Regions from separate parts of the Mus musculus genome. Here all the other regions are linked to region 1. The links are chromatin loops, found by intact Hi-C in ENCODE. Cell type or tissue: heart. All regions are shown on one strand. Links, peaks and the distances in the headings refer to the core of each region. The heading gives the core; the rest is flanking DNA.

What was found. Peaks named below come from ENCODE experiments on the same cell type or tissue, not always from the same donor. Only the 100,000 strongest peaks of a DNase experiment are listed, where the experiment ranks them.
Region 2: a loop joins it to region 1, with 4 times the contacts of the local background. A loop is called at or near these places in 3 of 42 quality-filtered maps.
Region 3: it touches region 1 in a loop (2.2-fold over the local background); 19 of 42 quality-filtered maps call a loop at or near these places.

Annotation. Positions count from the first base shown.
Region 1 is chr4:118,616,041-118,626,157 of GRCm38, reverse strand. Cfap57 (cilia and flagella associated protein 57) reads left to right here and starts at 5,373. Exons shown (of 23, transcript NM_026789.5): 1 at 5,373-5,482; 2 at 5,748-5,909. The coding sequence starts at 5,753. Ebna1bp2 (EBNA1 binding protein 2) reads right to left here and starts at 5,359. Exons shown (of 9, transcript NM_026932.4): 1 at 5,161-5,359; 2 at 4,993-5,076; 3 at 4,625-4,797; 4 at 3,965-4,088; 5 at 2,771-2,860; 6 at 2,472-2,547; 7 at 1,930-2,023; 8 at 473-635; 9 at 1-338. The coding sequence starts at 5,226. The coding sequence ends at 288. In heart, for the core only: no CTCF peak of the experiment used is centred there; a DNase peak (open chromatin) is centred at 5,347; H3K4me3 peaks cover 2,009 bases; H3K27ac peaks cover 1,312 bases.
Region 2 is chr4:118,423,393-118,433,426 of GRCm38, reverse strand. Elovl1 (elongation of very long chain fatty acids (FEN1/Elo2, SUR4/Elo3, yeast)-like 1) reads right to left here and starts at 5,334. Exons shown (of 8, transcript NM_019422.3): 1 at 5,212-5,334; 2 at 2,872-2,931; 3 at 2,522-2,712; 4 at 2,284-2,364; 5 at 2,105-2,161; 6 at 1,913-2,018; 7 at 1,694-1,830; 8 at 474-1,529. The coding sequence starts at 2,917. The coding sequence ends at 1,308. It overlaps Cdc20 (cell division cycle 20), which reads left to right. Exons shown (of 10, transcript NM_023223.2): 10 at 286-526. The coding sequence ends at 464. In heart, for the core only: a CTCF peak has its summit at 5,248; DNase peaks (open chromatin) are centred at 3,776, 4,526 and 5,386; H3K4me3 peaks cover 3,073 bases; H3K27ac peaks cover 2,768 bases.
Region 3 is chr4:119,175,202-119,185,318 of GRCm38, reverse strand. It overlaps Ermap (erythroblast membrane-associated protein), which reads left to right. Exons shown (of 13, transcript NM_013848.3): 6 at 1,292-1,408; 7 at 1,981-2,013; 8 at 2,444-2,476; 9 at 3,933-3,953; 10 at 5,098-5,118; 11 at 5,220-5,246; 12 at 5,336-5,362; 13 at 6,593-9,862. The coding sequence ends at 7,308. Among named protein-coding and RNA genes, the nearest start is that of Zfp691, 6.1 kb to the right of the region's middle. In heart, for the core only: a CTCF peak has its summit at 4,814 (motif pointing left); DNase peaks (open chromatin) are centred at 3,738, 6,778 and 7,398; H3K27ac peaks cover 374 bases.

The DNA of each region.
Region 1 (10,117 bases), core at 1,370-9,369:
TCCCAAACTCCCTCTGTAGACCAAGCTGGCCTTGAACTCAACAGAGATCTCCTGCCTCTGCCTCCCAAGTGCTGGGATTACAGGTGTGCACCACAACAGCCCAACAGCAGCAATACTCTTTAATGTGCAAACTTCTCCATCTTTTAAAAAGTATCTGGTTTTAACCCAAGAGTATCTTTCTTCCATAAGTTTAATTTATTAAAATAATTTTCTACAAAAAGCAGGACAAACACTGAGTGTGCTGTACACCCCCCTTCTCCTGGGTTCTTTATAGAAGATGATGCTACTCAGCGGGCTTTACTCTTCAGTTTCTGTCTTGCTCGTTTTCCGGGTCTCTTCTGCACAAACAAAACAAAAACCATATGTTGTCACACACAGCACTTGGCCTTCTGTGCCAGGGTGAGGAGTCAAGGGGAGTAGAAAGGGGGTTGAGAAGATACTAATCAGGCCCCAACTTGGACCCCTCACTTACATTTGCCCCTTTCTTCCCAGGCCTCCTGGAGCCCTTGCCGTGAGCCACCTTGGCTCGGAAGCTGGAGACATCGTCGTAGCTCTCTTTCGTGTTCCATTTGGAGCCTTTCTTCTTTCCACCAAAACCAAACTTCTGATTTTTGTATCTTCGTTTGGCATTAGGCCTGAAAAAGGTGGCCCCACAGACAGTACACTGTAAACCCCATGAGCCTTATAGCTGGGTGACAGCCACAGGTTCATCTCTGCAGTCCTTAAGGCTCTCCTTGGCTTATATTTTTACTCTACAAACCACCCAGGCAAACTCATCTGTTCACGACATATGAGAAGGAAAACAAACAAAGAAAAGGAAGAAAGGATCTATAAACACCACCAGCTCCCTGCTTCCACTGGCATCCATTGTAATGCAATCAGCTAGTTTAGCCCTAAGTGTCTCTATTCCTCTCATGGACAAAACCACAGTTAGCATTCAAATGTAACAAGTTTCAGAAACTTCTCAAATTCTGTCTAGCCAAACCATGTCACCTCCCCTCTTAGACTGGCTCCAGTTCCTTAGAAATGCCAACTTGTAATTGGTGCCTCCTGCCATTGGCCCAGCACAGGCCTCGCATGCCCTGCGCGTTGCATCGTAATCACCCTCACCTGGTTTTCCAGCGCATGGCACTTGTGATGCATCACCCTTGCTCACCGGGGCTGCTGTGCAAGTGGAGACAGACTAGACCTCCACTTCCCTACCTACCTTTTCTTTACACATACAACTCTGTTACCTTCTCAAAACCGGAACATGACCTGCCCATAACTGAGTCAAACCACTGTTGTCTCCCTAATGCCAACAGGATGAAGGTTCTCTAAGTCCTGGCCTCACACCTCTGTGTCTCTGCTCATCCAAGGTCTTCCTTCTCTAAAGGCTTCTCTCCCACTTCCCTGCCCAGATGTCCATGTCCTTCACGCTAGGCTCAGGTGGGATGGCTCACCACAATGCCATCCCCAGACTGTGCCAGGGCTTTAAGTGTGCCTCCCTTAGGTCTGTGTCCACCTATGCAGAGAGAGTTCTGAAAAGAGGAGCGGTGAGCTGCCAGCTCCATCTGTCTCCACGGCACTGAGGCACAGAGCACTGCCTCACAGTGAATGAAGCAGTCACAAGGGAGGTGCTCAAAGCCTCCATCCGAGTGGTGGCTGGAACTACCTCTGACTTCTCTGGCTGACTCCCCACCATCACTCTGGGGGTCATGGAGTAGAACAGTCATTTGACACTCACCTCAAATGATCCAAGTACCAATTTCCACCTTCAAACACTGCTATAGCCAGGGACCCAACCCCACAGTATCAAAGTCTCTGACCCTTGAGCAGCAGTAGCCGATACTAGAGGCCTGCTCTGGGAAGTTCCCTCGCCGGACTGACTGTTGGCCATCACAAGACTGGCGCATCAGAAGACAAATCCAAACCGAGACCCTTACTTACCCTTTACTCATCTGCTGGCCTTTACCTCCTGCCTTTGCACTGCGTTCCACAGGCTTCTGGTCACCCTCCAGGAAATCCAGCTTATCAGAGAAGCCTGTGCAGGGAAGAGCATTCACATCAGCACCACTGTATGTCTAGGAGCATACAGGACATGGCTGCTATTCCCTAACTGCATCTTAAGAAGCACATCTTGTGCCGGGCAGTGATGGTGCACGCCTTTAATCCCAGCACTTGGGAGGCAGAGGCAGGCGGATTTCTGAGTTCGAGGCCAGCCTGGTCTACAGAGTGAGTTCCAGAACAGCCAGGACTACACAGAGAAACCCTGTCTCAGAAAAACAAAACAAACAAACAAACAAACAAACACAAAACAAAACAAAAAAAAAAACGACAAAAAAAAAGAAGCATGTCTTGTTCCCGCACTATTTTCCAAGCATAAGCCCAGTAGATTCAAACCAAGGTAACTGGAAGCACTAGAGAGCTCCCTCGGTTCTAAGGTACTGAGACCCAGGCTCCCTACACTCTTAGCAGACAGCCACACTGACCTTTCTGGTATTTCTTGATGGCATTCATCATGTGTGCTTTCTCCCGCTGCCTCTTCTGCAGGACCTCAGTTTGCACCTGTGAGACAGACACAAAGTCAGCCCTGCATCCCAAACCATCACTCTAGAGACTGCAGCTCAGCCACTGCTACCACACTATGCTGGATACACCCAGGTGTGCCACGGTGGCGAGTGAACCTGTGCTCAGGGACACCAGCAGACACTTTACCAGGAACCCCAGCACAGTCTGCCCTGGCGCACCCGGCCCTGCCCGGCCCACGCAGGTGCTCTTTCTTTCTCACCTTCTTTCCATATTTCCTAAGCGCTCGAAGTTGCTTGGCCTTTTCAGATTTCTCCATGGCGGCCTGTTTAGTCTGCAGCTTCTGTCGAATCTAAAACGCAGAGAGTTGTTAGGCACTATTTGGAGCACACTAGAATGGAGCGCCAGTGTCTGACTAGCTCTGAACGCTGTGGAACTCATTTACTGTCCTAGATTTCCAAATTAAAACAATACGGTCCCAAAGCTGAGCCTGGCACCAAAAGTGTCCATGGGCTGAAGGAGCTTAAACACGACCCTGACTCTCTAAGGCACAAAGCTGCCTACTTATCATACAGGACCTGCTGTTTCTCCACAGATTAAGGCAAAACTGCAGCATTCTAATGGCCCACATCTGTAATAGTTCCTGCACACTCGTACCTCACCTCTTCCATCACACACACACACACACTCACACACACATTGTACTGAAAGTGCTAAGTAGTTATGTGTGTGACTGTCAGATGTAGATGGATCTGTGCTTGTCTCAGGATTGGCCTCTTGAGGTACCACCTGTAATTCTCTAGGCCAAAGACTGAGACCAAAGGAACAATTTTAAATACATCCTGGATGTGACGTCAAGGTTTTTTTCCTCCCAAAGTTAAGTGAAGATCAAATCCCCCAACTCTAAGTCACACCACATCTGAGTTATCCGTCAAGTCTTCCATTTCTAAAAAGCTAAAGGGCCAGAGAGGAAAACCCCATCTAGAAGCAACAGTAATCTCCTTGGCATTGCTGGGCCAGAACTCTAAGACTGTTGTGTCTGTCCACTCCACTCACTCTGACAGGGAAGAAATACGCAAACCCCCAACTCTAAGTCACACCACATCTGAGTTATCCGTCAAGTCTTCCATTTCTAAAAAGCTAAAGGGCCAGAGAGGAAAACCCCATCTAGAAGCAACAGTAATCTCCTTGGCATTGCTGGGCCAGAACTCTAAGACTGTTGTGTCTGTCCACTCCACTCACTCTGACAGGGAAGAAATACGCAAGCTTCTTTTCGTAGGGCCCATACTTCTCCAGACCGTCTCTCTCTAATTTGCCTAGGCGACTGGCATGGCTCTGAAGCAGAGACTGTTGAAATACTGGCTACAAACACCACACATCTTTTTTTTTTTTTGAAGACTACAGGAATGACCCAGCTGAACAAATGAAACCTTGGCTTTCCAGAAGAAAAACCTACCTTTTGCATCTGCTGATCAGACTTGGCCATTTCTGCAAAATAATCGGTGGGCCTCTTCGTAGGGACTTGGAGCTGATGGAGTCGGGGTAATACCGCAAGCACTGCTGCCTGGGCCTGCCGGTAGCTGACATTACAGGACAGGGTGTAATGAGGGGAGGGGAAGGGCGCTCATGTCTTCTTACTGCCTCTCAGAAGTTACCTAACCTCAGAGCTATCACATCCCACCAGCACTGGCAAGATAAGACAGACACACCAACTAAAACTCCACTGATTGCACATATAACTGAAATCTCACTTTATGTTTATTTACGAGGGGAAAATACTTCCAAGAGCAAGTCAGTTTAAAACAACGAGCTTATTAAATACTGCGCAGACTATGAACTGTTTCCCAATCATTACAGAAAGAGCACTCATAACATTCCCTAGGCAAAGTGTGTTCTAATGATTGGAGGCACCCACACAAGCTTCAAATGAATTATTCTGAAACATCCCTCGAGCAGGGTTCTGGTTAAACGGCGACCAAGAACCTATTCTTTCCACCAGAGGAACCCGCTAGATCCACTCGCACGCTCGTGCTAACCCCGCCCAGTGCCTCTGAGGTTGCAGACACACTAAGACCCCCTTCCTGTAACTCCATCGCAGGACCCATAACAAACATACAAACTCATTTCCCTCTGGAAGTCGTCTTCTGGATTAACGCCTTTCTTCTGGTCCTGGTTCTGAGGTGTTGGCTGAGTCTCACTGACTTCTGGCACTGGACCCAGGGTCACATCGAGCCTTTCAACCCACTCCAGATCCCGTCTGAATTCAGCCAAGCACTGTTTCAGGCCACTCTAGGTTAAGTCAGACAAGGCGCTCATGAGAACCGCGAGTTTGACTCTCAGAAACCCAAAGTCCTATGCTCAAATATCCGCACAGGATGACGACCGCAGCGCAGGGTGCATCTTTCCCACCAGAATCGGTCTCCCAAGAGGCACAGCGCTTGTGCGCATCCTGTTCCAAGGACCCCGACCCTCGCACGAGCTCACCACGTCATTCACTGCCTTCTTCGGCTTCTCTAGCACGACATTGAGACCTGGCTTCAGGAGTCCGCGGGAAAACGCATCCTGCAACTACAGACCGGGGAGCCTCAGTACCAAAGAGCTAAATAAAGTCCCCGTCCCAGCCCCTGCCCCGCTAGCTCCGCTGCGGCCTACCTCTTGATCTGAGGCCAGGCACGCATCCGACTCCGAGTCCGACTCTGAAAGCGGAGGGGTGTCCATCTCGCGGCCTTCCGCCCCGCGAGGTTCGGCTGCCACTCCACGTGCCCACAAGCAGCACCACCGCCAACAAATTCTCCACAAGCCTCTGCCTTTTCAACAGGGACTTCCGCTTCCGGGTTCATAGCCGCACTTCCGGTTTTCTCGTTGCTATAGGAACTGCTCTAGCGTTTGGGCGTGCCCGGATTGCTTCGGATCTTTAGGAAGAGCACCTACTGATCCCTACGTAGTCTAGTAACCCAGAGCCGTGAAGCAAGAGGTAAATAGTTTCTTTGGGGTCCTCCTAAGGATCTGAGGGCGGTGGGAGTGCAGGAGAGGAAGGAAAGGCTCGGAAAGAGCCCCGGGGGTGGGGTGGAAAGGAAGAGGAGCCTAGGGGCGGGGCGATGGAGGGGCGAGGCGGGGTCAGGGAGGGGCGGGCCGGGGCCATGGGCGGGGCGGGGCGGGGCAGGAAAGGGAGATGCGCTGCTCGGCTTCACTCCCACCTACTTGCCTCTTTCTTCATCTTTTGCAATACTTTTTGACAGGTACCATGTCCACCGTGGTAGCTCAGGCGCTTCATGTTTTTGGTCTTCGGCCTCACGTGACCAACAATGTCTTCTTCTTCGATGAACAGATCATTATATTTCCTTCAGGAAATCACTGTGTGAAGTACAATATAGATCAGAAATGGCAAAAATTCATTGCAGGTAAAAAAGAAAAAAAGAAACCACCTTTTCCATTCTGACACATACATTAAAGGCATGTGCTACACAAAACCGCACAATCTCAACGATTGGGAAGATTTTTTTTTGATAACTGGGTTATCCACATATTTTTATAAATGTAAACAAAATAAATGGCCATTTACACTACTTAATCATAGATTAACGTGACACAAGTAGCCAAAATGACAGGTAAAATAACACACGTTTTAAAAGTACTTTTCCACAATGACTCCAGAGAAGAGTTACTTTAAACAGTGTTTTTCTTGTATTCTCCTGCAGTTGTGTTTGTCCTCACCAGAACCTTCTTTTGAGTCTAACGGTTTTGAGAGTACATGACCTTCATTGAACCCATGTCTGATGGAGACGCTGAAATTTTTATCTTAAGTGACAAATAACCTTTTAACATTTTTTTTTTTTTTGGTTTTTCGAGACAGAGTTTCTCTGTGTAGCCCTGACTGTCCTGGAACTCACTCTGTAGACCAGGCTGGCCTCGAACTCAGAAATCTGCCTGCCTCTGCCTCCCAAGTGCTGGGATTAAAGGTGTATGCCACCACTGCCCGGATTATTTACTTATTTTAAAGAGTTATGTATACAGTTTTCTGCCTGAATGTATACCTGCAGGCCAGAAGAGGGTACCAGATCTCATTACAGATGGTTGTGAGCCACCATGTGGTTGCTGGGAATTGAACTCAGGACCTCTGGAAGAACAGCCAGTGCTCTTAACCTCTGAGCCATCTCTCCAGCCCCTGGAATATCCCTAGTTTTATGTTAATAGTTTTACCAATTTTTCAGTTACTTTTGTAAGATTTTGTTCTAAGGGGTATCTCTCTTATTTAGTTATAGACATATTTTACATATCCTGTATTCTAATAATTTGTCAGGTATATATGTTAGAAATAATTAGCTAAGCAGTGATGCCTTTAATCCCAGCACTGGAGAGACAGGGACAGATAGATCTCTTAGTTCAAGGCCAACCTGTTCTGCAGAGTTCCAGGACAGCTAGGGCTACACAGAGAAACCCTGTCACAAAAAAACAAAAGCAAAACAAAAAGTAAGAAAGAAATATTTCTTTCTGAAGCCTGTGCTTTTTTTCTTCCTTGTGGTATCTGTGAATGAACAATAATTCTTAGTTTTTGCCGGGCATGGTGGTGCACGCCTTTAATCCCAGCACTCAGGAGGCAGAGGCAGAGGCAGGCGGATTTCTGAGTTCGGAGCCAGCCTTGTCTACAAAGTGAGTTCCAGGACAGCCAGAGCTATACAGAGAAACCCTGTCTCAGAAAAAAAAAAAAAAGGAAAATAATTCTTAGTTTTAAAGAAGTAAAAGTCATCAAACACCATGTAAATATTCTGCAAGAATAAACTGTATTAACTGGGGACATGGCTAAGCAGGTAAAGCACTTTCCAGGCATGTCTGAGGACCTAAATTTGAACATGCATAAAGCCAGGCATAATAGCAACACGTCTGTAATCCCATTGCTTCTGTGGAAAAATGGAAACTCCACAGAAGCCTGTGAGCCAGCCAGCCTGGCATGCATGCACAGTAGTGAACTGCAAAAAGATCCTGCCTTGGACAAGGTAGAAGACCCACACTCCAGGATGTCTGTCCTTTCACCTCTACGGGAATGCCATGTCAAACATACACTCACACGGGGAGGGGAGGGGGAGTTGACTTTAATTTATTAGCTTTTATGTCCAGCATATTTGTTGGACTATTGCTAATTCTAACAACTCTCTGTAGATTCTTTGGGGTATCCTACACAGACAGTCACATGGACCCATAATAATGGTTTCTTTGTCTTATGTCACTATACTGGGAAGCATCTCAAGAGTTGAATAGAAGCAGTGAAAATGCTCACAGTCATCATGTTTCTAATCATAGAGAATTCTATTAATATTTCTTTATAAAGAATGGTGTTTGCTATGAACAAATGTCAGTGCCCTGTATCAGGTTAAATAAATTATTTTCCCAGTTTTTTATTCATTTTCCCTCAGTGATCAGATAATGGATTTCCTAGTATATATTTTCTGTATTTAATATAGATCTTTATATATAACTTACTAACACTAAACCAACCACCGTTTAATTCAGACAATATTTATGCATATTTTCTCTCATATTCACTAGACTCTGCTACTGCTGCTTGTTACAGTTAATACAGTTCAGCTGGAATCTTTTTTCCTTTTACATTTAGTGGTGAGACATAGTACTCAATTCTTCAAGTCTTTGTATGAAAGTGCCTTGTTTCATCTTCATTTTTAAAAGATAGTTTGACTGGGTATAAAATTTTTTGAATACAGGTTTTATTCCACTGTCTTTTGGCCTCTGCTTTGTTATAGTAGTTACAGAATTAGCAACTGAGATCATATTTATGGGTGTACACAATCTTTCCCCTGGATATTTGTAATGTCTTCTCTGACTCTATGTGTGCTGTCCCCTTCTCGTGTGTGTGTGTGTGTGTGTGTGTGTGTGTGTGTGTGTGTGTGTAGCTCTTATCTGAATTTTCCACCTCCTAGTCTTTCTCTATCACCTTCTAGCTTCAGATAATTTTTTCACTGATTGTATTTTCAGCTATAGAGAGCCTACTGTTTAGTGTATCCAGAAATTAATTGATTTATTGACTGATTAATTGATGATTGATTTTTTTTCTGTGTATGGGTGTTTTGCTTGCATTTATGTATGTGTACTGCCTGTGCAATGCCTGTGGAGGTCAGAAAAGGGTGTAAGATCCTATGAACTGAAGTTATAAACGATTGCACTGCCATGTGGGTGCTAGGAATTGAATCCAGGCCCCCTAGAAAAGCAACAAATGCTCTTAACCACCGAATCATCTCCCCAGCCCTGTATCCAGAGGTTTGAATTTCCTTGATTCTGTGCATATGTTCATGCATCTAGTCCTGACCATTTTCCATTCCCAACTCAGGTTCAGGGAATCAAACCTGAGTCCTCTGGAAGAGCAGATCACTCTCAACCTAAGAGCCATCTCTTCAGCCTCTGAAGTCTCACTAATTATCTGTTATCATTGTGGACCCAAGAGAGATTGAAGACTTAAATGTAAATCAGTCAAATCATTAAAAACTAGAAACAAATACACACAATTAAAGTCCGGTGGCTCAGGAGGACCATTTTAGCAAAAAACAGTGGTGGTAACTTGTCCAGCCAAGGCTCCACCCCTGGTATCTCACCTCTCCCAGGCCCAGGACCCGGAAGCCTCAGTGTCATTCATGCCTTCCCCCCAGTTAACCACTGAATTCTGCTTGTTCCACCTCTTAGGGTTTCCCTGGTCACCCCTCATTTACATATCCACTATTCCTGCTGCCTTCACATATCACCTGCTTTATGCATCGCCTGCTGACCAGTTCAATCCAGAGAGATCCACACAGCTGCCAGGGAGAGTTTCCCGACCCTTCATAAAGGTTCCCAGGGGCTTCTGCTACCTCCCAGCTACAGTCAAAACCCTTTCACAAGGCTCTCTCTCACCAACCCAGAGCCTTGATCTCCTCTGACCCAGCTGCCCCTCCAGCCTCCCTGCAGGAGTCCAGTGTGTCTGGGAGTTGGGCTGCAGGACAACATATTCATCCCTCCTTGGCTTGCTAGAAAGCAGCAGCATGGAGCCCATCACAGCAGGGCTCCCACACAGCCTTCTAGTGTGTCCTCCCTGTCTCACTCAACCCGTGTCTCACTTCAGTGGGTGAGGGACCCATTGCATGGACGACATCTCCTATGCTCAGTGCCCAAGGCCTACGTGAAGAGTTTACTTTGTATTAATATCAGAAGAAAATGAAGACATTAGTAATGAGTATATGGTCATGAATCCAGCCTGGATTATATTCCCCTCTATGTTAGTGCGATCATCCAATATGTGACTGTATGTATGTCCAGAACATATATACTCATTCCTATTACATTTCTTTATTCAGTGTGTGTGTGTGTGTGTGTGTGTGTGTGTGTGTTCATGCTTGTACGCCTGCATGGCACGGCATGCATGTGAAGCTCATGGGAATTTGTTACTCCCTCTACCACATGAGTCCTGGGGAATCAAATTTAGATCATCAACCTTTGCAGCAAGCACTCTTGCCTACCGAGCCATCTCGCCAGCCCTATTTTTTTGTTTGTTTTTGTTTTTGTTTTTTGTTTTTTCGAGACAGGGTTTCTCTGTATAGCCCTGGCTGTCCTGGAACTCACTCTGTAG
Region 2 (10,034 bases), core at 1-8,000, 190 kb after region 1:
ATATGAAATATTGAGAATAAACAGACTGATATGACTTGCCTGGGGATTTGGCAAGGGTGGTGGGAGGGTATGATTGCACGAGAATGGGTAAATGCAGAGTTAACAGGCTTAGATTTAGAATGTCGTGGTACTGGTTATAACAATGTACAACCTAACCTTGTAAATACAGTAACACCACTGAATTATAAAAGGGTGAGTGTATGGCATTCAAATTGCATTTCAAGGTGACTGTCAAAGTTAGAGGGAGGCCTGTGTGTATACTCAAATGCACTGCTCTCGCCCTAGGACACACAGCACGGGTCCTGGGTCTTACAATGAGTCCAGATGGGGCCACAGTGGCATCAGCAGCAGCTGATGAGACTCTACGGTTGTGGCGCTGCTTTGAGATGGACCCTGCCCTTCGGCGTGAGCGGGAAAAAGCCAGTGTAGCTAAAAGTAGCCTCATCCACCAAGGCATCCGTTGAACAAACGCATTTCCTTTCTTGTTTTTATTTTATTTTTTCTAATAAAGTTCGTATCTTCCTTATGTCCCAGCATCCTTCCTACATGCTTCCCCTACTCTGACTAGAGCTAGACTTGGCAACCCCCCTTTTTATATTATTTTTGTAGTTTAGGGGACCAAACCCAGAGCCCTGCCTACTGAGCATCATTTTTCTTTTGAGACAGGGTTCAGGCTCTTTTGAGCTTCCTGCTTTGTACCCTCCCCAGGAGCTGGAATTACCGCATGCACTACCACCCATCCCTTTTGTTTGTAAACAAGCCAGAGCTAAAGCTGTGTCCCGCACCTCATTTACACACACACACAATCTCAGTGGTTTCCCGTCACTTTAATTAAGACACAAGTGAGCGCACAGCCTGACTTCCAGGCCTGCTGCCTGCCCATTCTGACCTTTGGCCCGAAGCTCATGCTTCCATGTGGAGTGAGAAGGGAGCCTGAGTCCACAGTGACAGATTATTGCTGACCTCTTCAGTGTGAGGAGAAAGGCCACAAGACCCGGGTGCGTGCCGGCCAGCCCTGAGTGTTCCTCTCCCAAGTTTAAGGCAGGGAGGGGGAAGTAAGTGTCCAGCCCTTTCAGCCTCCAGTTCTGGTGGCAGACAGCAGTGAGGCCACATCCCTGGAGCTGGCTGGGAGAAGGGATGGGAACAGTGGCCCCTGTGGACCAGCTGTGGGGAGGGGAGAGCCAGTCCGCCTGCTCAGTCCTGACCACAGAGCCCTGGTCACGGGTGTAGGTAGAGAGGACACTTGTGGATGCTGCCCAAGGTGCAGTCCTGAGGCACTTAGGTGGGCAATGTCTAGGCCATGCTTCTCAGTTGGCCTTGACCTTGGTGGTAGCTGGAGCTCCATTTTGCTGAACTGCACGGGGCAGCCGCTTCCCCTTGGTGTAAGAGTGATACCAGAAATTGGAGAACAGTATGAAGAAGATGGTGCCATACATCCAGATGAGGTGGATGATGATGGGGTACTGGTAGTTGCAGCTGGGCATGAAGTAGTATTGGCTGATGTGCAGTGAGACCAGGACAAACTGGATCTGGGATAGAAAAAGACAAGGGTCAGAAATAGGTTGGGGCGCAGAGGGGGGGAATAGAAATAGCTTAGGGTGGGGAGGGCAAGGATCAGAGGTGAAACTGGGTAGAAAGAAGGAGCTAAGTTAGAAACACTGGGGGTTGGCTTTGGGCCCAACAGGCTCCTCACCAGCTGAATGGCAGTCATATGTTTCTTCCACCAAAGGTAGGGCTGGGCCACAGGGCCAAGGGCAGACAATCCATAGTAGAGGTACATGACGACATGTACAGAGGAGTTTATCATGGCATGGAAGGAGCCCATTCCTCCTACGATGGCAAACAAGATGGTCAGGAGATGAGCCTCTCTTCCCCGTGGCCACCCTCTTCTCCAGCGGCCTTCACTGCTCACCTGGAGCAATTTTTATCCCCCACCACCAACTCCAGGGAAGCACCGAGTGGTGGAAGACATGGAGGAAGGTCACTTGCCCGTCCTTCTTCCGGAGGATAAATATCACCTGGGGGAAGAATGGGGAGGTTGCATGCCTGTCCCCCCCCCCGTCCATCCTTCCCACTCCCAAGTTGTAGTAGCTGTAACACTCACTGTGTCCATCAGCTCAATGACCTTGGAAAGCATGAAGAGCCAGGCCACTCGAACCATCTGTGAGAAGTCAGATCAATCTTAATAGTTACACAGTATCCAAAGAGCCTCTGCTACCTGGCCAACTCTGCTCTCCCTTATCTAGGTTGCTTATAATTATGGTTACCTAAGGCTCTACTTACCCGAAGTGCTTCAGGGCTATTGGAAAAGTCTATGGGGTCACAGCGCCAGGTGTAGGTACTCAGCCAACCAGACATCAGAAACTAAGAAAAGAGTGGATTAAACCATCCGTTCTCTCCCAGCAACCCCTCCCCTTCACTAACTGAACCTCGGCAACAGATAGTGCCATGCTCTGGCCCATGCCCTGTACCCTAACTCTTAACCTTCAACAGAAACTACAGCCTAGGCATTCCAGCCTACCTCATAGACAATGTAGAGGGAGAGTATCACCAGTGAGAAATTGTAGACAATCATGAAGCCTCGAAGTTGGAAGGGCTTCCGATTAGCCATGATTCGAGGCCCAAGCGATAGGATGAAGTACACATAGGTCAGAAGGATGGATGTTATTAGCAAGGGGGACCCCATCAGAGGGTAGCTTTGGATCCGGGGATCTGTGAATAGGATGTCAAAGGAGTGAGGGTCACAGGGTTTAAGAGCCTTCCTTGGTCTAGACATGAGTCAGGTCACAAGGAGTTCCTAAGGACATAACCCTAGATCCTGGGATACCAGGGAAGAAGGGAAGGAAGGCAGTGCCATAGACAGCAGCTTACCCGCATGCTTCATCAGCTCGTGGTACAAGTTCACAACAGCCTCCATCCTGGCTAAGGACTCTAAGGAGGGATGGAGAGGAGGTATTAGGCAGGGACCACTGCATGGCCCCCCATCACACATGTGGTCCACAGGACAAGATACAGAATCAGACAGCTGCTGCCTCACTGACAAAAGGATAGGTCTCTGAACTAAAGTATTTTCCTAGCATACACAAGGCCCCAGGTCGAATCCTGGCCATGGTGAGGCCATGGTGAGCAGGCGTGTACTGGGAGAAGAGACAGTCTGGAACATCGGCTGCCGAAGCATCCGGCCTGCCTGGATGGAGCTGTCCCACCTTTCCCCTCCACTCTCTTCGAGTGTTTCCCTTCCCTGCCTTCCTCCTTCCCTCTGAGACCTGCCTTCCAGGTCTCCTGGAGCCTTTCTCCTCACAACACAGTTCATCTTCCCAGTGAACTTCCTCAACCTTTTTGGCAAGCAGTCTCATCTCTCAGCTTTGAGAGACACTCTTCTCTCCAGAGAATCTCCCCTTCAGCCACTCCTCTCATACCCCCTTCTCCCAGGTAAAGTCCCTCTGGCCCTTTTCCAAGACTCTCCTCTCGCCTCTGTCCCCTGCAGGGACTCCCACCTGCTTCTGTCCTTTCTAGTACCTGAACAAACCTAGGGTTCCACTTCTGTGGTGAACACCAGTGCCCCCGGGCTTCCCCTTTGCCTCCCAGGCTCTCACCTCCAGCCTCCTGCCTTCTTCCAGTGCTTCACCTCCAGCCTCTCTCCTCCCTTCTTCTCAGGGGCAAGTTCTGCCTCTCTCTCTCTTCCACTCCAGGAGCCTGGCTCTTTGAGACTCCTGCCCTGGCGGCTCCACCTGTCTGACTAGATCTTGTAGCAGCCCCGCCCTCCTCCCGCCCCCGCTACGTTGGGCATGGGGTGGAGGGTGGGTCCAGGCCACAGGTCAATGCCTAGAGGAGCAGGACCCACCAGAATTGAGAAAGCCAAGTGAGCCCCAGCCTCACCACCTCTGACCAGCCAGATAAGTTTGTAGGTTCTCCAGAAACTTCTGGCCAGGACGTCTGGCCAAAGCCAGAACTGCTAAAAAATCCACACCCAGCATTCTCTCCCAAACCAGCCATGAATTCTTAGTTTGTCCTACTTTAGAATGGGCATCACCCTTCCCTACCAGGGAGGGGTGAGGACACCAGTGGTATGTGAGGAGGTGGGAGAGTGGGGGAGGTCTCAGGAATCTTTCCCTCTTCTGGGAGGGAGCCTCATGGGCTAGGTCCCCTCCTCCTCAAAGTTGGAAGGAATGCCAAGGGAAAGTTTATAGGGATACAAAAATTTAGCCTAGACCCAGGAGAGCCTAGGACTTTGTCCCAGAGGACTCCGGCAATTGCCCAACAAGCGGAGTGCTCCAGCTGCTCTCCATCAATCTCCAGCCTTGGGGCTTGAGTTCTACCATCCACATCCACGCTCTCACACAGTAATATGTACCTTCATCACACCGCTCTCAACCACCCCCAGAGACATGCATACCGCGCCAGGAGCTAGCCAGCATACATCCACACACAGTCCAGGCATATCTTGTTGACCACATCACCCAAACAGGCCTCCCTACTGGACTCGGACATGCCAGGCTCCTAAACTTCACACCTGTCAGGGATTGCATTAACCGCGGGACATACAGCTGACCAGGCATGGGTACATCTTCACCCACACCTCCCTTCTGCACACACAGCTCTCTGGTGAGTGACACTCATTTCTTCCTACAGTTAGACTTTGGTTGGTGGCTTATGTTGGAGTGGGGCCTAGCACTTAGGCATGTGCTCTGACACACGTGAGCTTGCCAGTTCCTTATCTCCTCCCTCAACCACCTCCTCCAATTCACTCGCCCTTCACCACCACTTAACACCGGGAGATACACAGTGACCCAGAGGGCAAGAGGGAGTCCAGACTTCTGAGGATCTCTCCCTAAGTTTGAGGGAAACCCGGGTGCGCACCACCCCCCTCCCGCAGTGAAACAGAGCCAGTTCCCTTAAGATGGATGGAAAAGAAAAAGGGCACCGGCATGGGGCAGGAAGGGAAAAGAGAGGAGTGGGCAAAGGGTGGAAGGCCAGGAGGTGCTGAAAAAGAACTAGGTGTGAGCAAATGGGGGTCAGGGGCCAAGGTGCCGGGGAGGGATCCTGTGGGCAGGCCCAGCCCCAGTGCCTGGGACCTCCCACCCACTCGCCCCAGGAACAGCCTCGCCCACAGCCTGGGCAGGGCAGGGCAAGGCAGGCAGGGCAGGGCTAGCCTGGCCAGCCAGGCAGGGGGCGCTGGCACGTGGGGAGCCATGGAAGGTACACACTCACCAGTGGAAACCAGGCGGGCAGCAGTGAAGGGTTCAAAGGGATCAGGGCCGGAGAGAAGTCCCCAGGGCCGCCTGCCGGCCACTTCCTCATCTGCTGGGCCGACTTTCTGTCACCAGAGGGGGAGGGGGCGGGCCGGGCGGGGGGCGCCTGCTGATTGGGCGGCTGGCCGAGGCAGGAGGGGCCGTCCAGCGCCTGCCTGGCCGCCAGGGCGGGAGCAGGGGCGGGTCGCCAGATCCCGGGGCAGGAAGCACACCCAGCCCCAGCTCTCCACCCCTTCCTTCGCATCTCTCAGCCTGTCCCGCCGATGACTATGGCTTGGCCCGCACCCAGCTTCTTCTTGAGGTTCAGCCTGCATGGCCCCATTCGTGGTCCTCTGTCCAGTCCAGCATGAGGACCCACTCATCTCCTGTCTGCTTTGTGACAGTCGCGGCTTATGATTACGGGAAATTTCCAGGGTTCAACCGTTCCCTCAAGGCTTTTCCTGGAAGAGGAGGGCCAGCTGTGCCTACTAAGGGCTGATTGGGGTGGCGGGAGGCTTTAGCGGGAGGCAGCAGTCGGCCACCACCATGCTTCTCAGAGCCTATAAACTTGGATGAGTCCTAGCTTTAGGAGGCACAGAGAGGATTTCCTGGAACGGAGATGGGAGAATACAAGTGGCCCCAGGCAAGAACTGTGAATCACTGTCTAAACTGGCCTTCAAGGTAGTGAAAGGGGGTGGGGGTGGGGGTAGCAAGTGAAATTGGCTGTGGTTCAATGTAGTAGATCTTGGAGGCCAAATGAGGCTGCCTGACTTATTCTAGAAGCAGAAGAAAACAAGAATTTTGAGGCAGCTCATCTCATCTGTCAGACATTTACTGGCCATCTACAGTGAGCGAAACCACATTAAGCTCTGCTCCCCACACTAACATAACTTATAACCCAGGTACAAGGTACTAGAGAGACCAGGTGAGAGGAAAACAGCTGGTCTGAAGAGGTAACAGATGGGGTTGGGAAAGCCAGACAACGTTGCAGGGGTAGGGGTGGGGGAGGAGTTAGATGTCAATTCAGTACCACCACCCACCCACCCCAGCACCAGATAGTCCAACTATTGCATGGCATGAAATCTGTCTTTCCTATAAAGACTCAATTACAGCTTGGACAACTGGATGATGTAAGTAGGCAGAGAGTTGAGGAATTTAGAAGAGGCAGTGGCTAGGAAGGATAATAGGTTCATAATTGGTGGATTTGGTTACCTAGGCATTGATAAGAGATGAAGGCCAGAGTATAGTTTTCAGCATTCTTTAGATTACCTGTTTACCTGTTAGCACCTACTCTTGACCAAAAAAAAAAAAAAAAAAAAAAAAAAAACAACCAGCAGAGAATTTACTTCCAAACCCAGCTTCTGTATCATTGTATACTAGACCCCCATGTCCCTGAAATGTCATTCTCAAGCCATAGCCTGAACTCCAGCCATCAAATGTCAGCAGCTTTCTCTCCAGTGAACATCTGTGGTGGATCCAAAAGCTCCCAGTGGAGCGTTCGGGATGGTGTTTTGCATGTGTGATTAAGACTTGTTAGATGAATGTGCACAAATTTACATACAAACATATCCATCTATGGGGCTGCCTCTGACTCTCAAGCCTTCATCATCGTGAGATGCAGTCAGATCTCCACTCTGTAAACCACTCCTGCTTCTGACTAATGTATTTTCTGCACCTTTCCCAACTCCACGATCCTTTCAGCAGGAAAAGTTCATATTTTAGTCATATCTCTTAACTCCAATTGGACCTATTATCTGTCATGCAGTTAACCGTACATGTTTTCTGACTTGCTGTTAAAAATACATAGGACAATGGAAGGAAAGGAGAAACTAAGACCCGGAGAGAACAGTACATCTTTATATTTCTCTTGAGAGTAGTGTTTATTGAGTTAACCAATACTTACCAAGGTCCTGATGGCTTTCATGTGTATTCAAACAGCTCTAAGGCCACACCTGACTCTGAAGTTCTGAGCTTAAATGTCCCAGTTAATGTGTGTGTGATCGTGCATATATTTTAGGAGGTATGGAACCTTCTAAAAATGAGAACAAATGGTCCCTAGCTTATAGGCTTACTGTGAAGGTTAAGGCAATAGCCCGTGTAAAGTGCTTAGCAGTCTCTGTCTCAATATTAACAGTCAGGGTAAGAATCAGGCCATTACACAGAGGACATGTTTGTATATGATTTAATGAGTAGTCCTTTAACAAACCTTTCCTAAACAACGAGCAAATCCATAAACAGCTCTGAAAGTCCTACCGAGAGATTTGGGCCTACATCTCCCTTGTGAAAGCACACTGGCAAGATGACGACACCGTCCTAAAGTCAAACAAACAGGAAGCTTCAAGTGTGTGCATATTCATCTGGGCCACACTGAGAGATGACTGTGGCAAGGCTTCAATAAATGTTGGCTGACTATATGAGTGAACAAACTCAAAGACTCTATTCTTAACTTGGTCCTGACAGAAAGCATCTTCCAATACCCGATATAGCCCAAGTCTGCCAAATGGCATCTCCACAGCTATGGAGTCTTCAAAGCACCCAGCCCAGGAGAGCAGACATACACATAAATGAACACACAGTCACATGTAGGTGAAGTTCCCTATGAAAGCTCTGGGGAATGGGGAACCTAATCAGCTCTGGGGAGTGTGTGTGTGTGTGTGTGTGTGTGTGTGTGTGTGTGTGTGTGTGTGTGTGTGTGTGTGTGTGGTTGTTCTTAAAGGCTTCTCTGAAATGATACCTGACACTCAGAAACACTTTCTAGCAGTTAGGGAGAGGCTTTTGAGACACACAGAGGCAATGTAATGGCCTAGAAGCAAAAGATGTGGTAGGTGATGGAAACTCTTAAGTAGAGTTCTCTCCAACTCAGAGCCACCCCAGCCTCCCCCAACCCTCCCCACTGTATGCTCGTGTGTGTGTGTGTGTGTGTGTGTGTGTGTGTGTGTGTGTGTGTGTGTGTGTGTGTGTGTATATGTGTGTGCGCGTTTTGAGACAAGATCTCACTATGCAGCCCAAGCTGCTTTCAAATTCCAGATCCTCCTGCCTCTGTCCCCTCAGTGCTAGGATTACAGGCATGTGTGACCATCCCCAGCCTCTGTTTATAACTGCTGGCCCTGAATGCACACAGGAATCATGGGGGGGGGGGGAAGCTTTTAGACTCAGTGCCTGGCTCTCACTTCTAAATTGATACTAATGGTTGGTTGCTTTTAACAGGAAAGGGTGGGATCTTGTTTATAGGCTGTATGGAAAGACAATGGGACCCATCAGAAACACACACACACACACACACACACACACACACACACACACACACACACACACACATACACACACACACACAGACTGGCTTTGGCTAAGGAAAACACGTCACAGGCTGAAATGTGTAGAAATGCAGTCTGTCGATAGGTTGGGATGACACTTACAGAGTTTGATAAAGATTATTTCTCTTCAGCAGCAGGCGAGGCACTCCCTGAGCCTGAGTCGCAGCAAGATAAGAGGTTTTAGGAACTGATAAAAGTCTGGTAAACTGATGGCAGGCATCAGGCATGCTTCCTGGGCACAGAAGATGGCTCCACCTCTTGGGAACTGAGCAGGGTGGTGGTATTCATCAGAAATTTGGGTTTAGGGTTTTTGTTTTATTTTGTTTCTTTTATAAAGGAGGCGGGAATGTGTGTGTGTGAGTGTATGTGGAAGTTAGCAGCACCTATCTTTCCTATTGGTGCTAGGAATCAACCCCAAGTACTTTACCAACTGAGACATCTTCCTAGTGCTGCCCCCCCCTCCACCCACTTTGAAGGTAGGATCTCACTTTATAGCTCAGGCTAGCCTTGGATTCTCTATTTTCCTGCCTCAGCATCCTGAGTGCTAAAACTACAGGTATATACAAGCACTCCTGTATCCCAGTGATGCTTAGGTTAGGAGGGTGGACATAAATGGGACCGTGTGGGATCTCCAGGGAAGCTACATGGAAGGCCTTGGAGGTGAGAGGGCAAGAAAACCAGACCAGAGCAGACTGACAAACTAAGGAACTGAACCCACAGGCTGGATAAGAATGAAATCCCAGCAGAGCGGGGAAGATGGCCCAGGCCAACAGTGGAAAGAACAGTAAGCACCAAGGCCTGATGCAAGTTCTGTAACGTGGGTGGAGGCTGAGGAACATCAACGCAGTCTGGGACATGCCAAGGCTGAGGCGAGAAGGCATACATCTCAGACACTCTGAATCCACAAACTGAGTACTGCAAATTCAGAAGAAAGGACGAGGCCCGAGGGTCTCTCTGTAGAGGTGGCACCACACAAAGCAGGCCGTGGCAGGCTGTCCCCGATGTCACTCCTCTCAAGGCATTCCTCCCCAACTATTCCTATGCCTTCTCTGACCACCCCCCCCCCCCAGATCCAAGCTCCTGAGAGCATTGAATTCAGCAAGCCCAGAGTTCTTCCCTGCGATGGATCACAGTGAAGCAAAAGGCAGAGGCACACAGGAAGGGAACAGCTTTGGAGGCCCTAAGGCATCTAAAAGCTACAGACAGCCCTTCCTTTTCTTTTGTGGGTTTGTATGTATGTGTATGTGTATGCACATGTGTGGGTGCATGGACCTGTGGGTGCGCACGTAGAGGCAAGAGGGCAATGTTTGGGGTCTTCCCCTATGGCTTTTTAAGTTTTTTTTTTTTTTTAATTTTTGACTGTGTGTGTTGTTTCCACATGTATGTGTACCTCCTGGGACTAGAGTTACAGATAGTTATGAGATGTTATGTGGGTACCAGGAATCCATCCCAGCTCCTCTGCAAAAGCAACAAATGCTTTCAACCTCTG
Region 3 (10,117 bases), core at 707-8,706, 560 kb before region 1:
CTCTAAGAATGTATATTGGAAAAAAAGAAAAACTTGGAAAAAGGGAACATTTTAGAGAGATCAAAACAATGGTATAGAATCTCATAAATTATAGAGAACTACTGCTAATATTTTTGGGGTATGGCTCTCAAGACTTACATGTATGTACCTCTGAGGAGTGTGTGTAACAGCCCTGGATAACCTGAAAGTTTCTTTGTAAACCAGGCTGGTCTCAAACTCATAGAGATCTGCCCGCCTTTGCATCCCGAGTGCTGATATTAAAGTCATGTGCCACCACTGCCTAGCTATATGCCATTTTTCTTCTATATCTTTAAATATCTTTTCATAACTTGATTTTTTGGGGTGGCATAGAATTTTATTGTGTGTCTATAGATTAAAACAAATTAAACAAAGGCTGTGTTTGGAAATCCAGATGCCTTGCCATCCCCCCCCCCCCTCATGTTATAACTAATGACATAGTGGACATCTTCATACCTCTTTGGGAGCCGATTCAGAATCACATCCTAAGGAAATGGAACCGCTGGGTTAAAAAGTGTGACACTTTGAAAAACCCTCTAACTATGGAGCCATGTAATAAAATGAGTTGGTAGAGCAGCCTCCTGGACATCTGCCGGTCCCTTTCATTGTTCTTCCCTCTATGCCCTTCTCCTCTTCTGACATTGCCTCTCCCTAGCATAAGAATTTAAAGTAATATATTTAAGTCCTTCCCCTCCCCCCAAGTCCCAGGGAATTAGGACTCTTACCATCTCCATTTTATAGATAAGTTAAGCCAAGTTGGGAGAGGCTAGGTCTCTTGCCTAGAGCCACCCAAAGGCTGAACAAGAACATCCAGCCAGCTGGGACTCTCCACCACTTGTCACAGCTCCACCCCTTTCCTGCTCTACCTGCGGGGACACAGACCTCAGTCCCACACCAGTGGCCTGGAGCACACTGTTGCAGCTGAGCCTGTGGATGCATACCAGAAGAAGGCAGACAGGACTCATGAGGGACTGTTGATGATTATTAAGGAGCACACATTTAGGACTGTGAGGTCCCTGGGAGTCCTTGTCAGTGGAGTTAGAGAACAGGGTTAGTTTGTGGTTGAGAAGCCTTTGTAAAATATGAGCACCCCATTTCACTTTGCCACCTGGAGTTTGAATTCCCAAGAGAAGCAAAGAGCTTCATCAGTCTTGGCAGGACTCTTCCTAGAGGCAATGGGACAGCAGGATGCACCTGAGCCATCTGTCCTTCGAGGCAGGGAGCTGCTTGCAGATGTCTCCCTGAGGGTGGTCATTGGTGATCTTTGTTTCAGCCCCAGAACGAGGAAGTCTGTCCTCTCCAGCGGTGGCTCTTTCTGTGGTCTTGCCCGTCTTGGGGCTCCTCATCCTCCTTGGCATCTGGCTCATTTGTAAACAAAAAAAATCAAAAGGTAACTTGGCAGTAAGGGAGCTGTGGGCACTGGTGGGGAGGGCTGGGGGGTATGGAAGACTGTGACTGCTCTGGGGAAAGACCCACAGGAGTAGATGTGGACACAATATTTGCTGCAGGTGGGAGACCCTGCCAGTTGAAAACTGGGACAGCCACGTGCCAGGGAATCACATGGCAGAGGGAGGGGAGTAAGCTGTGGAGAGGCTCTGAGTAGAGCTGTGAATTCTCAGCCTTTGAGAAATTAGATCTGAACCAACCCTGGCAGCTTTCTAATTAACTAAGAAATTAGAGCTTTCTAATCAGGAAATCCAATTATATTCATTTGGATAAAACCCTCATTTAAAATGGTTGCATTTCTCAGGATCTTAATTGCAAAGGATTTGGAAAGTTACATAACCCAACACTTCCTCCTCCATCTGAGGGTGTGAAGACTGTGATCTTTTCAAATGGCCATACACCTATATTGGCGGAGGGGTCAGTCCTATTCAGACAGCTCAGACCATGTTTGGGCAGCAGCATGGAGGAAAAGGCGCTTCCTCAGCTGAGCTCACTCTCTCCTCTCTCCCCTTCCAGAGAAGCTGCTGTATGAGCAAGCGATGGAGGTAGGTGAGTGCCCTGGGCAGGGGTCAGGGGCATGCTTTTGTTTTGTTGATTTCTGTATCACCAGTGCCCACAGAACTAAACTTTGTCCCTGAAAGTTTCATCAACCTCTGTTTGTGTTGATGGAGGAACCCAGTCTTTTCTCCTAAAAGAGATGGCAAAGCAGTCAATGGGGACATCCTGCTCAGAATCATGCTTTGACGTGTGCTCTTCAGCTACTGTGTTGTGAAGAGATCAGAGGAGTAAGACAAGACATGGGAGACAAGTTGGGTTTCCATTTTTGTTGTTCCGAAGAAAAATGATAGACCAGATCAGGTGGGGTGGAGCTGAAGGTGGCAGAGTTGGGCAGTTCAAGGGCTGATAAAACCAACAGGGAGTAGGGACTCTCCACAGAAATGGCCACGAATCTTATTTGCTTTCTCTTTTCTTTCTCTAGAAAATCTTCTGGAAGACCACGCCAAAGAAAAAGGTATGTACAGAGTGCAAGACAGGGAACAAACGCAGCATTCTTTCTACTGATAATCAATACTAGCCGTCCCTCCACAGTGCAGAATGTAGTTTCCAGTGTCAAGGGGCAATGGAATTGGTGGCAGTGGCTGAGGAGATGCCAATACCCCAAATGCATGGGTCTGGACCATCAAACTCCCTTCACCAGTCCTTCTGCCAGTCATTGTAAAAGGAGGACTGCATATGACTGGAACATTATATGAACAAAGTTACATGGGATGCATAAGAATCTTGGGAATCTACATGACCTTGACATGGAGAGAGGTGATGTGGTGCCATGGAAGGACCTCAGGCTCTGGGGTCAGCAGTACTTGGCTCAGCTTACTACATCTCAGCTACTACATCTTGGCCTTGAGTACTTTGGTCTTGTCCAGAGCTCTGGACTCCTCATCTGTAAATATAGGGCAGTAAGTTCTCAGTGTTAAAAGAGAAACCTTTACAAAGATCTGTCACAGGATCTGGGGCACCGTTTCCTCAATGCCACGCCATTACCATTAATCGAATGAACGTGTGCTGGGGCCCACCCAGGACAAATGTCAACAGACACGTTTGTGAAGTCTTGCTGGAAGGCACATCACTGACTTGACAGCTCATAGTTGAGTGGTGTTAGGCTCTGTGCCTCACTCTCTATCTCTCCATCCTGGAGTTGGAGTGTACACTGCACACTGTAGTCACACCGATTGTTCTGCCCAAGGGGACTAGAGGACAGTATGATGGCAGGGGACACTGTCTTAGAAACCCAGACAGGCTTGAGTTGGAATCTTGCCTCCATGGTCAGTTACTAGCTAGATGACGTTGAGAAAATTCCACGTCCTTCTGAGCCTCAGCCCACTCTCTGCAAAACAGGAATAGTAATTCCATGCATGCCACTGTTAAGAGGTTCCACATCATACTCTGTAAGGGCAGGACATGGCGAATGGAAGCACTTAGTCGTGAAAGTAACAGCCATCAATCCTAAGCTCCTGAGGAGCTGTGGCATGTTTAGCTTCACTGTTCCAAGCCCAAGAACCTACCTTGAGTCTAGCCCTTAGCTTTTTTGGAGCCTCTCAGATGCATAGTTTCAATTCTTTGGCACGAGCTCACACACACCAACACAAACTCACACACGTGCGTGTATGCACATGTGCTTGCAAGCGCACATGCAAATATGGAAACAGACAGAGGAAGTGAGACCAGACAGATACGATTGGAAAGAGGAACGAAAGTCTGGGGCAGCTGGCCATCAGGAAAGTTGTAAAAGCTCCCTTGGACTCCCAAGTCTGACCTTGGGAACCAGGGGTTGGATCCGGCTGGAAGCAGCCCTGTTCCGTAACTTGTGGGGTGGTGGAGTGGTAGGCCTTCCATGGCCGCAGAGATGAAGGGAGAGGCTCTAGTTGCTCACTCCTCTCTCCGTCTCTCTCTGTTTTTTTTTTTTTTAGGAAGACTCCACAAAGCCCTCAGTAAGTTTTGCTGAGTTCTATTGCACCTCCTGCTTTCTGCGGCCATCTCTGCTGTGCGCTGAGTGACTCAACTTTCATTATTTGGGTAGGGGGAATAGAGTAATTGAACTACAAGGAGGTTTCCTGGCTCTTCACAGCCCCTTTGTGAATGCTCTCTGTATCTGTTTCCTGCATAACGCTTACATAGCCTCTAAGTGGGAACTGTTTTACCAAGATGTGTGTCTCTCGAAGCTGAGGCCATCTGGGAGTCCTTTGTATTCAGGCCTCGTATTACCTTAGGCAGCATCTAGAACAGTTGAGTCTCTACGTGAATCTGACACAGTCCTCTGGATTCTCAGTCACTTCGTCTTTGGGAACCAATTTTTGACATTTAATAACAATAATAACAACAACAATCCTGCCAGATATAATAGTGCACAACTTTAATCCCAGCACGCAGGAGGCAGAGGCAGGCAAGTAAATCTTTGTGAGTTCAAGGCCAGCCTGGTCTGTCTATCACGTTCCAGGCCAGCCAGAGTTACAGAGTGAGACCCTACCTCAAAAATAAAACAAACAAAACAAAAAACAAGAAAACAAACAAACCTGAAGATATGTAACAAATCTATATATTTTACACAGAGAAAATATACATGCTAACAAGAGAATGGGTGATAGTTTTAAATAAACTTATATTTTATTCTATAATGTCTTCACACCCTTATTTTGTCACCTACAGGTGAGACAGGCAATATTTATTGGGTCTGTAGATAAGATTTACCTTAGAGGTTAAGAGCACTGTCTGTTCTTCCAGAGGTCCTGAGTTCAATTCCCAGCAACCATATGGTGGCTCATTACCATCAATAATGAGATCTGGTGCCCTCTTCTGGCATGCAGGCAAACATACAGGCAGAACACTATATACATACAAAATATATACATACATTTTTTTAAAGGTTTGGATCACATAGAAATTTGGGGACCATCTGTCATATCTCTGGGGACCCCCAGGCCACAGCTGGGAGCTATCACCAGTGCAGACAACATTATGGGGAAGTCCTAGGACGTAGCTGCTTCTTATCTGCTCTAGGAATGTGGGTGTGAGGGACAAAGCCTTGCGAGTGGGTAATTGACCTTGTTCTGATGTCCAACTGTTTTTATTCTTCAGAGAAACTCCGGAGTGAACTGAGTAAGTGACCCGTGTTTTTATCATGTCCACACTGTTAGATCTCCTGCCCAGTAAGTGCAGAGGCAGACAGCTCACCCCCACCCCTGTTTCTTCTTCCCCAGAGTTGAAAAGAGCGGCGGCCAATGCAGGTGAGATGCTCTCTCCCGGGATTTGGCTCTGGTCTCTGGGTGGCCTCCATGTCTCCTCAGCTTTAACACCTCCCTTCTTTGCCTTTCAGGCTGGAGAAGAGCCCGGCTACATTTTGGTAAGTTAATAACCCGGTCTCATTTCAGAGTCCGTCCTTCACAAACTCTGCCACTTAGGTTTCATCCCGTTCCATCTGGATGCAGACTGTACATTTGTTGTTGTTGTTGTTGTTGTTGTTGTTGTTGTTACTGTCACTATGTAGCATAGTTGGATCAAATCTGTGATTTTCCTTGGCTTCTCTTAAAGGACTGTGACCCAGGATATATATATATATATGCCAAGTAAACCCTTTCCTCCCCAAGTTGCTTTGGTCATGGTGTTTTGTCACAGCAATAGCAATGCTAACTAACGTAGGAGGAAAGGGTATATTTGGCTTACAGCTTACAGTTAATCATCAGGCAAAGCCAGGGCAGGAATATGGAGGCAGGAACTGCAACAGAGACCATGAAGGAGTGAATTCTGCTTACCGGCTTGCTCCCTATGGCTTCTTCAGCCTGCTTTCTTATACAGTCAGGACCATCTGCCTAGGGATGACACCACCCACAATGGGCTGAGTACCATCACACCAACCATTAATCAAGAAAATAAACCCAATAGCAAGCTAAGCGGATACAGGCATTTTCTTAATTGAATTTCCCTCTTTCCTGGTTATACAAGCTTAGTGGTTTTTAGCCTTCCTCATGCTGCAACTCTTTAAATACAGTTCCTCATGTTGTGGTGACCCCAACCATAAAATTATCTTCATTGCTACTTCATAACTATAATTTTGCTATTGTTACTAATTGTACTGTAAATATATGCTACGCAGGATATCTGACATGTGACTCCTCAAGTAGTTGTGACCCACAAGTTGTTATCTGCTCTAGCTTGTAATCAGGTTGACAAAAAACCTAACCAATGCAGGGTCTAACATCCAAGTCTAGACTTTTTTGTTTTGGCCTTTTGAGACAGAGTTTAATGTAGTGCTGCTGGCTCGTTTCAGACGCTCTATGTAGCCAAGGGTGATCTTTGCTACTACTGATGCTCTGGTCTCTACTCCCAAGCACTGAAGTGAGTTGCCCTGCCTGTTTTATGTAGTGCTGAAAGTGGAGCCTAGGACTTCATGCACACCTTTCTACCTACAAGCTAGAAGTCCAGTACACACATGGAGGAGGTCGGGAGAAAGCCATAAATTAATACAGATTAATGATAGTTTGCAGATAGCCAGACTATTTTTTCCCCTCCAAATCTACTGGGAGATTCCTTAAAACATAAATCTCTCTTCTCTCCTCTCTCTAATTCTCTGCAGTGGCAGTGACCCTGGACCCTGACACGGCACATCCCAAACTCATCCTGTCTGAGGATCGGAGATGTGTGAGGCTCGGCGACAGGAAGCGGCCTGTTCCTGACAACCCAGAGAGGTTTGATTTTGTTGTCAGCGTCCTGGGCTCCGAGTATTTCACAACCGGCTGTCACTACTGGGAAGTGTACGTGGGCGAGAAGACCAAATGGATTCTTGGAGTGTGTAGTGAGTCTGTGAGCAGGAAAGGGAAGGTCACGGCCTCGCCTGCCAATGGCCACTGGCTTGTGCGACAGAGCCGTGGGAATGAGTATGAAGCTCTCACGTCCCCACAGACCTCCTTCCGCCTCAAAGAGTCCCCGAAGTGTGTGGGGATTTTCCTGGACTATGAAGCCGGCATCATCTCCTTCTACAACGTGACTGATAAGTCCCACATCTTCACTTTCACCCACAGTTTCTCGAGCCCACTTCGCCCTTTCTTTGAACCTTGTCTTCACGATGAGGGGAAAAACACGGCCCCTCTAATCATTTGTACTGAGCTTCAGAAATCAGAGGAATCGATTGTCCCCAAACAAGAAGGAAAAGACCGTGCTAATGGAGACGTGTCCCTGAAGATGAACCCATCCTTACTGTCCCCTCAGGGTTCTGAGCTATTTCTGCTTAATGATACCTGGCCCTCTAACCTTGGCCCTGCCCTTAAGGGCCTCAAAGTTCCTTCTTTGTAGGGCTGTGCCCTGTGCTCCACTCTCGTGAGCATCCGGCCTGGCACAGGCTCCTGGCCCAGCATCTGTTTCTCCAGTACCTCATCTCCTTGACCCCAGTCCAGAGCCTTCTGTGGTTTCTCTTCTGCTTTTCTCCCAGGGCTCGGTTCTGAACTCTGCCTTGTTCTTGAGACATCCCCATTGCCCTGGAAGATGACTTTTTGAAATCAACAAAATGCACTCGGGCCAGGTTTAGGAGGAGACCTTGGATGTAATGCAGGGGGACTCCGTTCAGGCCAGGGGAAAGGGCTCTCTCCCTGAGGGAACCTTGGCACCAGCTTCTCTTTGTCAGCCTGATCAGGGGTTATCAGGTGTGAACTTACAGCCCCCAGACCCAAATGTCTTCCACCAGAGACTGTTTTCTTTTCCCCCAGTCAGGCCTCTAACTCGCCACGCCAGCTTTTTACAAGTATGTATCTTGAGACTCACACATCCTTTCTTCTCTGTTCAGGGTTAGAGATGGAGGGGTAAATACTCCATGGGTTTCTGTTTTCTTCAGGCTGTTTACAGCAGAGTTTCGAGACACCCAGAGCTGTTTTCGACAGCTAATTTGAGATGGAGACATCCAGAATGCACATGGTTTCAAAAATTAAGTTACCTACATCATGACAGGAACCAGAATCCCAAGAAACCTGAACACAGGCTGGTAGGAACAGCTGTAACCAAAGCAATCCAGCTGTGCAGCCCTGAGCAGATGAGTTACTCTGCAGTCTGTGGCTATGGCCCTTCTGAAAACTTCCTGACATTCAGAGAGGCCCAGTGAGAAAAAGGTGGCAGTTTGAACTACTCACGTATACCCACAAGACTATTAGATTTGACAACAGCCTCCAGGTCAGAGATTATTGAATTCAAGAAAGTTGGTCTTGTTTTAAATAAGACACCTTACTGCCAGGTATGGTGGTACACATCTGTGATCCCAGGTGGATTATTGGAAGATATATCTGTGTAAATGATAGACCAGACTGGTCTCTGTAGTAAGTTCTAGGACAGCCAGGACTTTGTGGAGAAACCTTGTCTCAATGCCATGTCCTCAAAATGAGATAAGATATCATATTTGGAAGATTATAAGGTGAGACAACAAAATAATGAATTCAGGGCTGAAAAGATGGTTCAGCGATTAAGAGCTCATTCTGATCTTGCAGAGGACCTGGGTTTGCTTTTCTAGCACCCATATTGGGCAGTTCACAACCACCTGTAATTCCATATCTAGAGGATGAGACTTCAAGCCTTCAAAGGCACCTGCAACTCGCTGCACATGCTACACATCAACACACACACACAGACTTTTTTTATTAGATATTTTCTTTATTTACATTTCAAATGCTATCCCCTTTCCTAGTTTCCCTCTGAAAACCCCTTATCCTCTTCCCCCTCCCCCTGCTCCCCAACCCACCCACTCCCACTTCCCGGCCCAGGAATTCCCCTATACTGGGGCACAGAACCTTCACAGGACCAAAAAACCTCTCCTCCCATTGATGACCAACTAGGCCATCCTCTGCTACATATGCAGCTAGAGACACGAGTCCCTCCTTGTGTTTTCTTTGATTGGTGATTTAGTCCCAGGGAGCTCTGTGGCTACTGGTTAGTTCATATTGATGTTCCTCCTATGGGGCTGCAAACCCCTTCAGCTCCTTGGGTACTTTTTCTCTGGCTCCTTCATTGGGGACCCTGACACACAGGCTTTTTAAATTAAATACTTAAATAATGAATCCAAGTTTTGGATGTGGATTGGGGAAAGAAGGCAAGGCACTTTCAAGTCATACCCACATATGTGTTTCGGCCTGTTTGTGGAGTTATTAATTACAGATTTGCAGATGGGAAGGCAGCTGGACTCTACAGGAACTAGATCTGCTACAGGCTCTTTCCAATAGAGCCTATATTAGTGTTCCCTAGAGAAAGAGAACCAACTGTGTGTGTGTGTGTGTGTGTGTGTGTGTGTGCGCGCACACACATGCAGACACAGTAAGAGATAGAGACAGAAAATAAATACGAGACTGAAGTTGGCAGGTCAGAGTACTAGAAAGAGACAAGTTTTAGTTGCAGTGTAAGGTAGGGAAAGAGTTGATATCCGTCTAAAGCCCGACAGGCAGCGAGACTCTTCTAAGGTCTTCCACTGGTCAGATGACGACTCCCACTGGTTGGATGACTCCCACTGGTCAGATGACTCCCACTGGACTTAAGGAGGGTGACTGCTTTACTCAGGCTACTGATTAAATGCTAATCTCGTCCAAGCTCCTCTCACAGAGACACCAAATGTGATGTCTGACCAAGTGTCTGGGACCTTTGTGACGGGTCAAAGTGATATGTAAAATTTGCCATTACAGTACCCAAAAAGAATATTTTGTTTGTCTTTGTACAGTTATGAAATATACCCTTTAATACTTATTGCTTGGTATGTTGTCTTCATTATGAAAGAGGCTGTGGAGAAAACACATTACGGGGTTGGTTTCTGAATAGCTCAGCCACAATTCAAGCAAACTTTAGACATCATTCATAATAAACCCAGTTTTACTCCTGAGTCTGACTTTTGATGTTTTATTTTTATCAATTTATAAACTAATAGTGTGTAATAGATACTTACACGTCACACACATCCTCAGCTCCAAACATAATTGCTTGAGTAGCCAATCCTATTGGCTAACTAACTCATGCTAGTCTTACCTATTGAGAGAATTTACCAATAGAGAATAGAGCTATTTGTAGAAGCAGGAAATGTTTGTCTGTGTGTCTGCCTATTTGTCTGACTGTCTGTCTATCCACTCAGTCCTTATAT